2 separate regions of the Homo sapiens genome follow, and region 1 is linked to region 2. Evidence: chromatin contacts called from ENCODE Hi-C or POLR2A ChIA-PET data. All regions are on one chromosome and are shown on one strand. The core of a region is the stretch at or near the end of the contact, and the rest is flanking DNA. Distances in the headings are between cores, read along the strand shown. Region 1 overlaps ZNF710 (zinc finger protein 710). Region 2 overlaps ZNF710 (zinc finger protein 710).

The links. A loop is a pair of places that touch in the nucleus more often than their neighbours do. ChIA-PET counts read pairs that join two places held with the same protein, here RNA polymerase II (POLR2A). Pooled maps may share reads with other maps.
Region 1: a loop to region 2 is called in a map of left lung, with 3 times the contacts of the local background. The contact joins two enhancer-like sites. A Hi-C loop is called at or near these places in 13 of 168 maps with a recorded cell type or tissue (B cell, CD14-positive monocyte, CD4-positive, alpha-beta memory T cell and 10 more), 20 of 37 single-sample maps with no recorded cell type and 20 of 50 pooled maps. POLR2A ChIA-PET finds 5 or more read pairs at or near these places in 16 of 52 experiments (AG04450, B cell, HEK293T and 10 more).

Annotation. Positions count from the first base shown.
Region 1 is chr15:90,068,928-90,073,250 of GRCh38, reverse strand. ZNF710 (zinc finger protein 710) reads right to left here. Exons shown (of 5, transcript NM_198526.4): 3 at 1-180. Among named protein-coding and RNA genes, the nearest start is that of ZNF710-AS1, 11 kb to the left of the region's middle. Within about 2 kb of position 1,795, at least 11 of the 41 ENCODE cell types and tissues checked have a DNase peak (open chromatin) inside an H3K27ac peak, as active enhancers do; they include CD14-positive monocyte and left lung, where a contact is called at or near this core.
Region 2 is chr15:90,034,305-90,038,964 of GRCh38, reverse strand. All of the region lies in intron 1 of ZNF710 (zinc finger protein 710), which reads right to left. Among named protein-coding and RNA genes, the nearest start is that of MIR3174, 30 kb to the right of the region's middle. RefSeq lists an enhancer at 393-912. Within about 2 kb of position 1,609, at least 15 of the 41 ENCODE cell types and tissues checked have a DNase peak (open chromatin) inside an H3K27ac peak, as active enhancers do; they include CD14-positive monocyte and left lung, where a contact is called at or near this core.

The sequences.
Region 1 (4,323 bases), core at 546-3,045, 34 kb before region 2:
TGGCTTCACGGGCGAGTGTACAATCATGTGGGTCTTGAGAGTCTGCTTCTGTACAAAGGTCTTGAAGCAGATGTGGCACTGGTAGGGCCGGACGCTGGTGTGGATCAGCATGTGCCGCTTCATGTTCGCCTGTAGGGTGAACTCCCGGCCACACACCTCGCACTTGAACTCCTTCACGCCCTGTGGGGTGGGGGGTGATGGTCAGGGCCACACAATGGGCACAGCCTCTGGCAGTGACCCTTTGTGGGGAGCCGGGTAGGGGCAGGGCCATAGCATCACAAAGGCACACTTTCTGGGAAATGTCTCTTTTTGAGGGTATTCCAAAATAGGTAACACTTGTTTAAAACCACCGAAGAATGTGGGGGCAGAGCCACTTACTCCAGGAAGCCTTTCAGTAATAGAAATAGGCTGTGCTTTACTGTAACGATCCAGATACCTGCTGTCTCCTGCCCCCAGGGTGGATGTGTACATAAGGTCTGTACTAGTGCACTAAGGCAAATGTGTGCTCATTCATTCATTCATTCAACAACCATTTACCGGGCACCTGCTCCAAGCCAGTACCACACTAGGCGGCAGGGGTCTGTCGCCAAGAAGACACAGGGTCTGCCCGCTGTCTGTGGACTATTTCATCAGATCAAGGACACGTGTATGTGTTTTTATCCTCCATGCTGTCTCTTGGTGGCCTTTTTGGTTCAGACCCTTTTGATAATATGATTGAAGCTATGGACACCCCCCCAAAAATGGCACTTAGGTCTATGTAGAATTTCGAAGGGTCTCAAACTCCCAGAGCCTATCCACTCATCTCTTGAAAGTGTTTTCCTAATTTCCCTGGTGATAACAGCCACCTGTAGTTCTCATCCAACATACAGCCTTGCAGGCCGCTCCCTGGAGGGTCTAATTCATGGGGCCTGGGATGGGCCCAGGAATTTTTATTCTCAACAGGGCCCCCAGATGATTCTTATCATTGATGGACTTTGGGCTATTCACCCCCAGGAGACATGGATTCCAGGAGAAAACCCACTGGTTTGGACTGTGAACTTTCTTTTCTACGGTTTGGAGGTCACTCCCAGAGCAGGACAGGGTGTTGTGTGCAAAGGGGTCCAATTTATTATCCATGGAGGAAAATTAGGATAAAAGCTGGGAGCTGGGCTGGGCACGGTGGCTCACACCTGTAATCCCAGCATTTTGGGAGGCTGAGGCAAGAGGATCACCTGAGGCCAGGAACTCAAGACTAGTGTGGACAACATAGCAAGACCCTATCTCTAAAATTTGAAAAAGGCCGGGCACGGTGGCTCATGCCTGTAATCCCAGCACTTTGGGAGGCTAAGGTGGGCAGATCACAAGGTCAGGAGTTCGAGACCAGGCTGGCCAACATGGTGAAACCCTATCTCTACTAAAAATACAATAATTAGCTGAGCGTGGTATGCGCCTGTAATCCCAGCTACTCAGGAGGCTGAGGCAGTAGAATTGCTTAAACCCAGGAGGCGGAGGTTGCAGTGAGCTGAGATCACACCACTGCACTCCAGCTTGGGTGACAGAGTAAGCCTCCGTCTCAAAAAAAAAAAAAAAAAGAGTAAAAATAAATAAATAAAAGAAATTTTTTTTAAGTTGGGAGCTGTTTTCTTTTTGATGAGTTAGTAATTTAGTAGGAACCCAGTGGGACATGTGTCTGTGGTCACAGCTGCTGTCTTAACTGCTTGTTTGGTATAAAAACTTTGTATTATAACTTAATGGTTCCCGTGTCTATGTCTCTTAGCAGCAGGGACTGTGTCTTGTGCTGTATACCCCCTCCTGACACATCGCAGATGTGTATGACCACCAGGGGGCCCTGCCATTCAGGAGTTTCTTTTATAAACACATGATGTGCACATTGTACAAATTTAGGCTGATAATAGGGACATTTCCAGTTTTATTAGCCTTTGGTTTTTGCTTTCAGCTTTTCTTCACAGTATTAACACTCTGTGGACTTGGGATTTTTTTTTTTTTTTTAAGACAGAGTCTTGCTTTTGTTGCCCAGGCTAGAGTACAGCGGCACGGTCTTGGCTCACTGCAACCTCTGCCTCCCGGGTTCAAGCAATTCTCCTGCCTCAGCCTCCCGAGTAGCTGGGACTACAGGCGCCCACCACCACGCCCAACTAATTTTTGTATTTTTAGTAGAGACGGGGCTTCACCATGTTGGCCAGGTTGGCCTCGAACTCCTGACCTTGTGATCTGCCCGCCTCGGCCTCCTAAAGTGCTGGGATTACAGGCGTGAGCCACTGTGCCAGGCCCTGGACTTGGGATTTTTAAGTCCCCCAGTAGAGGAGAAAGATGGCAAATATATAGCATATATGCTGTCACCCTGCACAATCACTCCTTGCAGACATTAACAATCCATCATAGGGTTTTATTGCCAAGCCTAGATTCAGTTTCAGAATCCTTTTCTCTTTTTGGAGACAGAGTCTTGCTCTGTTGCCCAGACTGGAGTGCAGTGGCGCAATCACAGCTCACTGCAGCCTTGACCTCCTGGGCTCAAGCAATCCTCCTGCTTCAGTCTCATGTGTAGCTGGACCACAGGTGTGTGCCACCATGCCTGGCTAATTTTTTGATTTTTTTCTTTTTTTTGAGATAGAGTCTTGCTCTGTCACCTGGGCTGGAGCACAGTGGTGTGATCTCGGCTCACTGGAATCTCTGCCTCCTGGGTTCAAGCTGGGACTACAGGTGCACACCACCACACTCAGCTATTTTTAAAAAATATTTTTAGTAGAGCCAGGGTTTCACTATGTTAGCCAGGCTGGTCTCAAACTCCTGGGCTCAAGTGATTCTCCTGCCTCAGCCTCCCAAAGTGTTGGGATTACTGTTAGCCATTGCATCCAGCCCAGAATTCTTCCTTTTTTTTTTTCTTAAAAAAAAAAAAATGTCTTGCTATGTTGCCCAGGCTAGAGTGCAGTGGCTATTAATAGGAGCAATCATAGCCTCAAACTCCTGGGTTCAAGCAAACTTCCCACCTCAGCCTCCTGAGTAACTGGGACTACAGGTGTGCAGCACCATGCCTGGCTAGACTCTTTCTTGACATTACATTTTAGGCAGCTACTAGCAGTTGACTGCAGGAGCCTCTGCAATGAAACCTACAAATTGCTGGTTTCTAGGCCTGGCAGGGTATTAACAGCTCCCCAACTCCCTATAGTGTCTACCGTGAGAGACAGGGTCACAAGTTTGACCTGGAGTATCACTCATAGGCCACCGTTATGGGGAGAGGAAGCTCTATGTACATTCAGCTTTGAAGGGTAAAGTTGGTGGGATTTCGGTGGAAACCATGGGGCAGCCAAGTACCAGAGTGGGATTGTGGGACCCAAGGGGCCTCATTCCACCTACCCGGATATGAGGGCCTCTCAGAGGAGGTGATATTGGCTGAAAAGCGGGGAGGCTGGTGGCTGAAGGCGGGGAATGGAGGGCAGGGGAGTACGGGTCAAGGCTGGGTTTAGGGACATGGTAGATTAGAAAGTGCTGCTCAATTTCTGCCTTCCCGAGCCACTGTGCCTAGTTTAGCCATATTCTAGAACTACCTGTACTTTTCCATAACAAATATTTTTCCTTACATCTTCTCTGCTTTGAAAATTAAATATATTTAGCCTGTTCTTAAAGGGAAGTCACAGGTTTTGATTTGCTTTTGTAATGACAAGGAACAAAGGACACCCTCTGTACTTCTGACCACTGAGCCAGGACGCCTCCCTGTTGCATCCTGGCCTCTCTCTGGCCTCTGTCCTCCCATCTAGAAAATAGGGAGGGTAAGATACTTCAGTGATCCTCAAACTGTGTTCCTTGGGTCTTGCAGGGGTTATAAAAATGATTTTTTTTTTTTGGAGACAGGGTCTCAGTCTGGTTGCCCAGGCTGAAGTGCAGTATCGTGATTTCAGCTCACTGCAACCTCAGCCTCTCAGGCTCAGGTGTTCCTCCCACCTTAGCCTTCCAAGTAGCTGGGACTATAGGTGTATGCCACCACACCCGGCTAATGTTTAAATTTTTTTTTTTTTTTTTTTTTTGAGATGGAGTTTTGCTCCTGTTGCCCAGGCTGGAGTGCAATGGTGTGGTCTCGGCTGACTGCAACCTCTGCCTCCCGGGTTGAAGCAATTCTCTTGCCTCAGCCTCCCAAGTAGCTGGGATTACAGGCATCCACCACCACACCCAGCTAATTTTTGTATTTTTAGTAGAGACAGGGTTTCACCACATTGGCAAGGCTGGTCTTGAACTCCTGACCTCAGGTGATCTGCCCGCCTTGGCCTCGCAAAGTGCTGGGATTACAGGCATGAGCCATCACGCCTAGCCATGTTTAAATTTTTTTGT
Region 2 (4,660 bases), core at 360-2,859:
CAAAGCCATTGCTTTTTCTGGGTGGCTGGACAGGATGCCCCACAACACACACAGGGACAGACAGCCAAAGAGATAGCCTCTCTGCCTTAGGACTTTCCTGGACACAATGAAGCAATTATCAGGTGAGTTTTGAAACTATGCAAACTTAACCTGAACATATTCGATTACACAAATCTATTGTGTAACACAGCTGGCCTTCCTGGACTCTTCAAAGCCAATGTCTCACACACACACACACACACACACACACACACACAGAGCAGGGAGGCTGTTCTAGATTAAAAGAAGGTAAAGAAACGCAACACCCAAATGTAATGCATGAAGATTTTTGGATCAGGAAAACAGCCATACGAAAACATTTTTGGAGTTCAACTGGGGAAATATGAATGGGTTGTAGATTGGATATTATTGGACAGTGGTAATTTCTTAGGTGTGATGATGGCACCGTGGTTGCAAATGGGGAAGTCCACACTCCTGAAAGATACCTGCTGACGTACTTAACGGTGGGCTGTCTGCAACTCACTTTCAAATGACTCAGCAAAACCACGTGAAAGAGAGTGAGATAAAGAAAACGTGGCAAAATGGCAACAATGAGTGAATCTGGACGAAGGTTCTTAACTTTTCTGTCAAGTTTGAAAATTTCAAACTAAAGAGTTAGGAGGAAACACACCACGTGGGTGAGTTGTGACTTATTCTTTGTGTCTGTGGGGCCAGCCTTTGGCTTGTTTCCCAACCTGCTCCATGATGAAAGTGATGCACTGGTGATAGAGAGAGGGGCCTGCTACAGTGCTCCTGATCTGCATGGCACACATAGAAAATCATATTTGGACCGTACACTGGGGTAATCGGGCAAGGCTGGTCCAAACCATCCACAGACCCACCCAGCCCAGCCGACTGCGGGTCGAGGGGAAATCAGTACCTGGGCACCACTTAGCGGCCCCAGCACTCACTTTGGTACAGCACCCTGGCTGGAAGGCCAGGCCTGTGGTTAAAGGGGAGTAGACACCAGACCCTCACTGCCTCTTCACCTCCTCATCAAGGCCTCCCTCGGGGAATTCGTCTCTCCCTGCTCAAGCCTGTCTCTTACAGCTCTGGAAGCCTAGCGACCGTATTAGAATACTCTATGCTTAGGCCCACTGCTCCCTCGAGATCCAGAGTTCTTTGAGGGCAGAAGCCCGACATCCCTCATCTTTAAGCACAGATTCTGGCACCCCACATCCAAAGGTCAGAGAAAGAGATCCAGCCTGCGATGCTTATGAGTGCTGAAGATGCTCTCATAATTGTGGCATGCTTGGGTCAGAGATCATTTCCTCAGAAGCATTCCAGCTCAGCCCTCACTCCATCCTAGCTGGTGGTGTCCAAGGCTGAAAAGCCCAAGCTCTGCTACCCAAGCTCTGAGTACCACCAGTGGTGGTACTCGCTGGTGACTGAGACTCAGTTTCCTCTTCTGAACTAGGTCCCTTCCAGCTGACTCTCTAGGGACACCTATGCTTAGTGCTCCCCTAGTTCCTTCTGTCCAGGGGCCTGGGGCTGACTGAGCAAGGCAGCCTTCCCATCAGTGGAGAAAAGCCCCAGTGGAAGGAGCGGTTCCTGACACTTTCGAAAGCCCTCCTGGGGATTCCCAGTCCCAGTGGCCCTGGGAGGGCAAATGCCAGTGCCAACACCCAGGCTGGACCAGGGACTTTCTTCCAAGGGAAGGGGAGAACCAGGAAGAAGGGTTGGAGAGCTAAACTTAAAAACAGCGTGTGGGCCACCCGGGGAATGAACCTGGAACAACTTTGATAATTTTTAAAAGCCCTTCGAATAACTCCAGTGTGCACCAGGATTGAGACACTCCACCCCCACCCCGAGCCCCTGCCAGGTCCTCCAAGCTGAGCCAGGCTTTGAACCCAGCCCCACTTCCCGTCCTCCCCACCATGCCTGACCTCCCATCTCCAGCCTGACCCTGGAGCTGGCTCTTGCTTGTGCTATTCTCCTGCTCTCCACCTCTCCAGAATTCTTGCGTTCTTTGAAATGTGCTTGAAGTGCCTCTTTAGCAACCTGGGCTGCCTCTCTAGGAGGGCCGGAGAATTCCCCGATGTGAACTGGGAACAGTGGCTGGAGATGGGGTCACCGAGGCAGACAGAGCCTTGAAGGCCATGTCTGGATGCCATTCTCAGGCATGGGAAGCCAGAAGTAACACGATCCCATGCATGTTGCTGAAGACCCTTCTGGTTCCTGTGTGAAGAGGATGAGGGGGGCCAGGACTGTGTCTTGGGCTTATCTATTTAACCCTTTCCCATGCCCTGCCCCACCCCCAGCTCGAGGCCTGCATGGGAGCCACAGACCTTGGGAATGATGGCCAGGTCTGTCACTAGAAATAATGGAGCAGGCTTTCTTTCCACTGCGGCCAGTAGGACTGACAGCTGAATGTGGGGAGGAGGTGGTGAGTGATGAATGCTCACAATGAGAATTCATTCCAGGCTCCCAATGGGGAGAGACCATCTGGACAGAGCCAGAGGCCACTGAAGGGACGTCCCTCGGTGGGGAAGACGCTGGCTCCAGCCACTTCAGAGAGAGGCTTCGGAAACCCAAGGAGCACTCGCCTGGTGTCATTCAAAGGAACATTAAAATCGAACAGCGCCAAGTGAATGGAAGAGAAATGTTATACAGCAAACCTGTGAAAGGGGTTCCCCCAGATAAAAGCAAGGGAAAGAGGGAGAGAGAAACAGAGGCGGAGGGGGTGGGGGGCGGGCGGCAAGAGTGGAGGGGAAGAAAGGAGGAACGGGAGGGGAGTCTCAAAGCTTTCTGAGTTCACAAAGAAAGAAGGAAACAGGGTAGAGAAGAACAAAAAGGAGAAGGTGAAGTGCTTGCGCTTCGAAGTGGAAGTCACTCCAGCTCTTGAGAAAGCTGCTTGTGGGGCCGGATGGGGCGAGTGCGTCTCAGGATGCCAAGCAGCTCTTCTACCAAAGAGGACCCAATCCTGCCACCCTTGGAAGCATGAGGACTTCACAAGGCTGGGAAACGCTGACTCCAGGCTGCCTTGGGGGCATGCAATGGTGCCACTGCCTGGGGCCCCACGTGTAGAAGGAAGGGCTCACATTTGGTTTCGTGCTCTGCTGTTCTTTAAATTTTACTGACTTTTAAACATGAGACCTGCATTTTCATTTTACACCTGGTCCTGAAAATTATGTAGCCAGTCCTGGCTGACCTTTCCAGAGGACATTTTTGCTAGAAGGCGGGTGCAGGAAGGCAGCAGGCTGGCTCCGCTGCTGATCGCTGTTTGCTATCCAAATACACGTCCCCATGTTGTTGACTCAGCCACCAGGTATTAGGAAGTGCGGGGCTTCCCGCCCCAGCTAGAGAGCCCGGCCTAACTCAGATGAGATATGTGAGTGCTGGAAAGTGTCATCATTTAAGAAGCTACCAGGGTCTGCCGGATGTTAGGCACAACATGGTCCTGATCCTGTCCCGGCACATAAGAAGCACGATGGTGCTGAGGCCCGAAAGCCAGCCTGCTAATACCCTCCTAGCCCTGGGAGTCCTGCCTTCCGCAGCCAGCTCACTGCACAGGCAGCAGGGGCAACTGTGCAAACCTGTCCACCAAGAGCTGATGGGCTCATGGGTCCAGAGTGGAGATGTCACTGCTGCAGGAGCCGGACGGCCAATGCTGAGCCAGGCCAGGAAGCCACAGCAAGTCAGTGACGCCCAGCAGCCGGAAGCTGGGGTGTTTGAGACCAAGACCATTGCCTCATGTCTCAGCCCCCACACCATGCCCCAGGGCCATTGTGTGGTTGCCAGGTCCCCACGTGAAGTGGTGAGGCAAATGCGGTCAATCACCATGGCCATGTGCCTGTGCCCAGCCTGGCCCAGCCCCCGACATCCTCCAGCAGTGCTCCCCTTCTCTGCCTGGTCCTTCACTCAAGGGATCCAAAATCCCAGTACTATACGGGCCTCTTTACCTTGCTAGAACCTCCTTCTGATGACGGAAGGCAGAGGCCCTCCAGACACCCCTTCTACCAGCAGGGAAGCCCTGGGGCTCCGGCCATCAAGCCTCTTTCTCTGAGTGAACAGAGGGTCCTAACAGCATCGTTTCTGGGAGCTTGCAACTCAGAAGATCCAAATCTCTTCAGCCCGACCTTGGGGCGATGTGGAAGAGGTCTAAGTCCCCAACAGGCGCCAGGTGTGCAAAGGAAATGCACCTGCAGGCAAAACCTGAGGCAGGTGGAGCCGGGTGCCCCACCCACGGCCAGAACAAAGAAGGCTCAGAAGGCCTGCAAGGGTGTCCTGGGCTCTAGGGTAGCAGGAGAGCAGGCGGGCCTCTCAGAAGGGGTGAGAAGAGCTGGCGGGTGAGGCAGAGGCCGGAGGAGGCTCAGCCAAGCTGCCAGGCTTCCCCTGCTGCTAGGGAGGGCCCTCCAGGAACTGAGTTAATCAGCAGGAAACCGATGGTTGTTTCCTGACAACCCTGCTGCTGCCGACACCATGGCCACCACCACCACAGGCACAGAATACACACACACACACACACACACACACACACACACACACACACACACAGGAATTTGGAAACAGGAAGGACAGCTGGCAACTTCTGGGGACCCACAATGCAATCCACTTTTTCAAATAACATAGACAAAACAGCACAAAGAATTCCTCCCTTTCCTGAGTGCAGACCATGTGT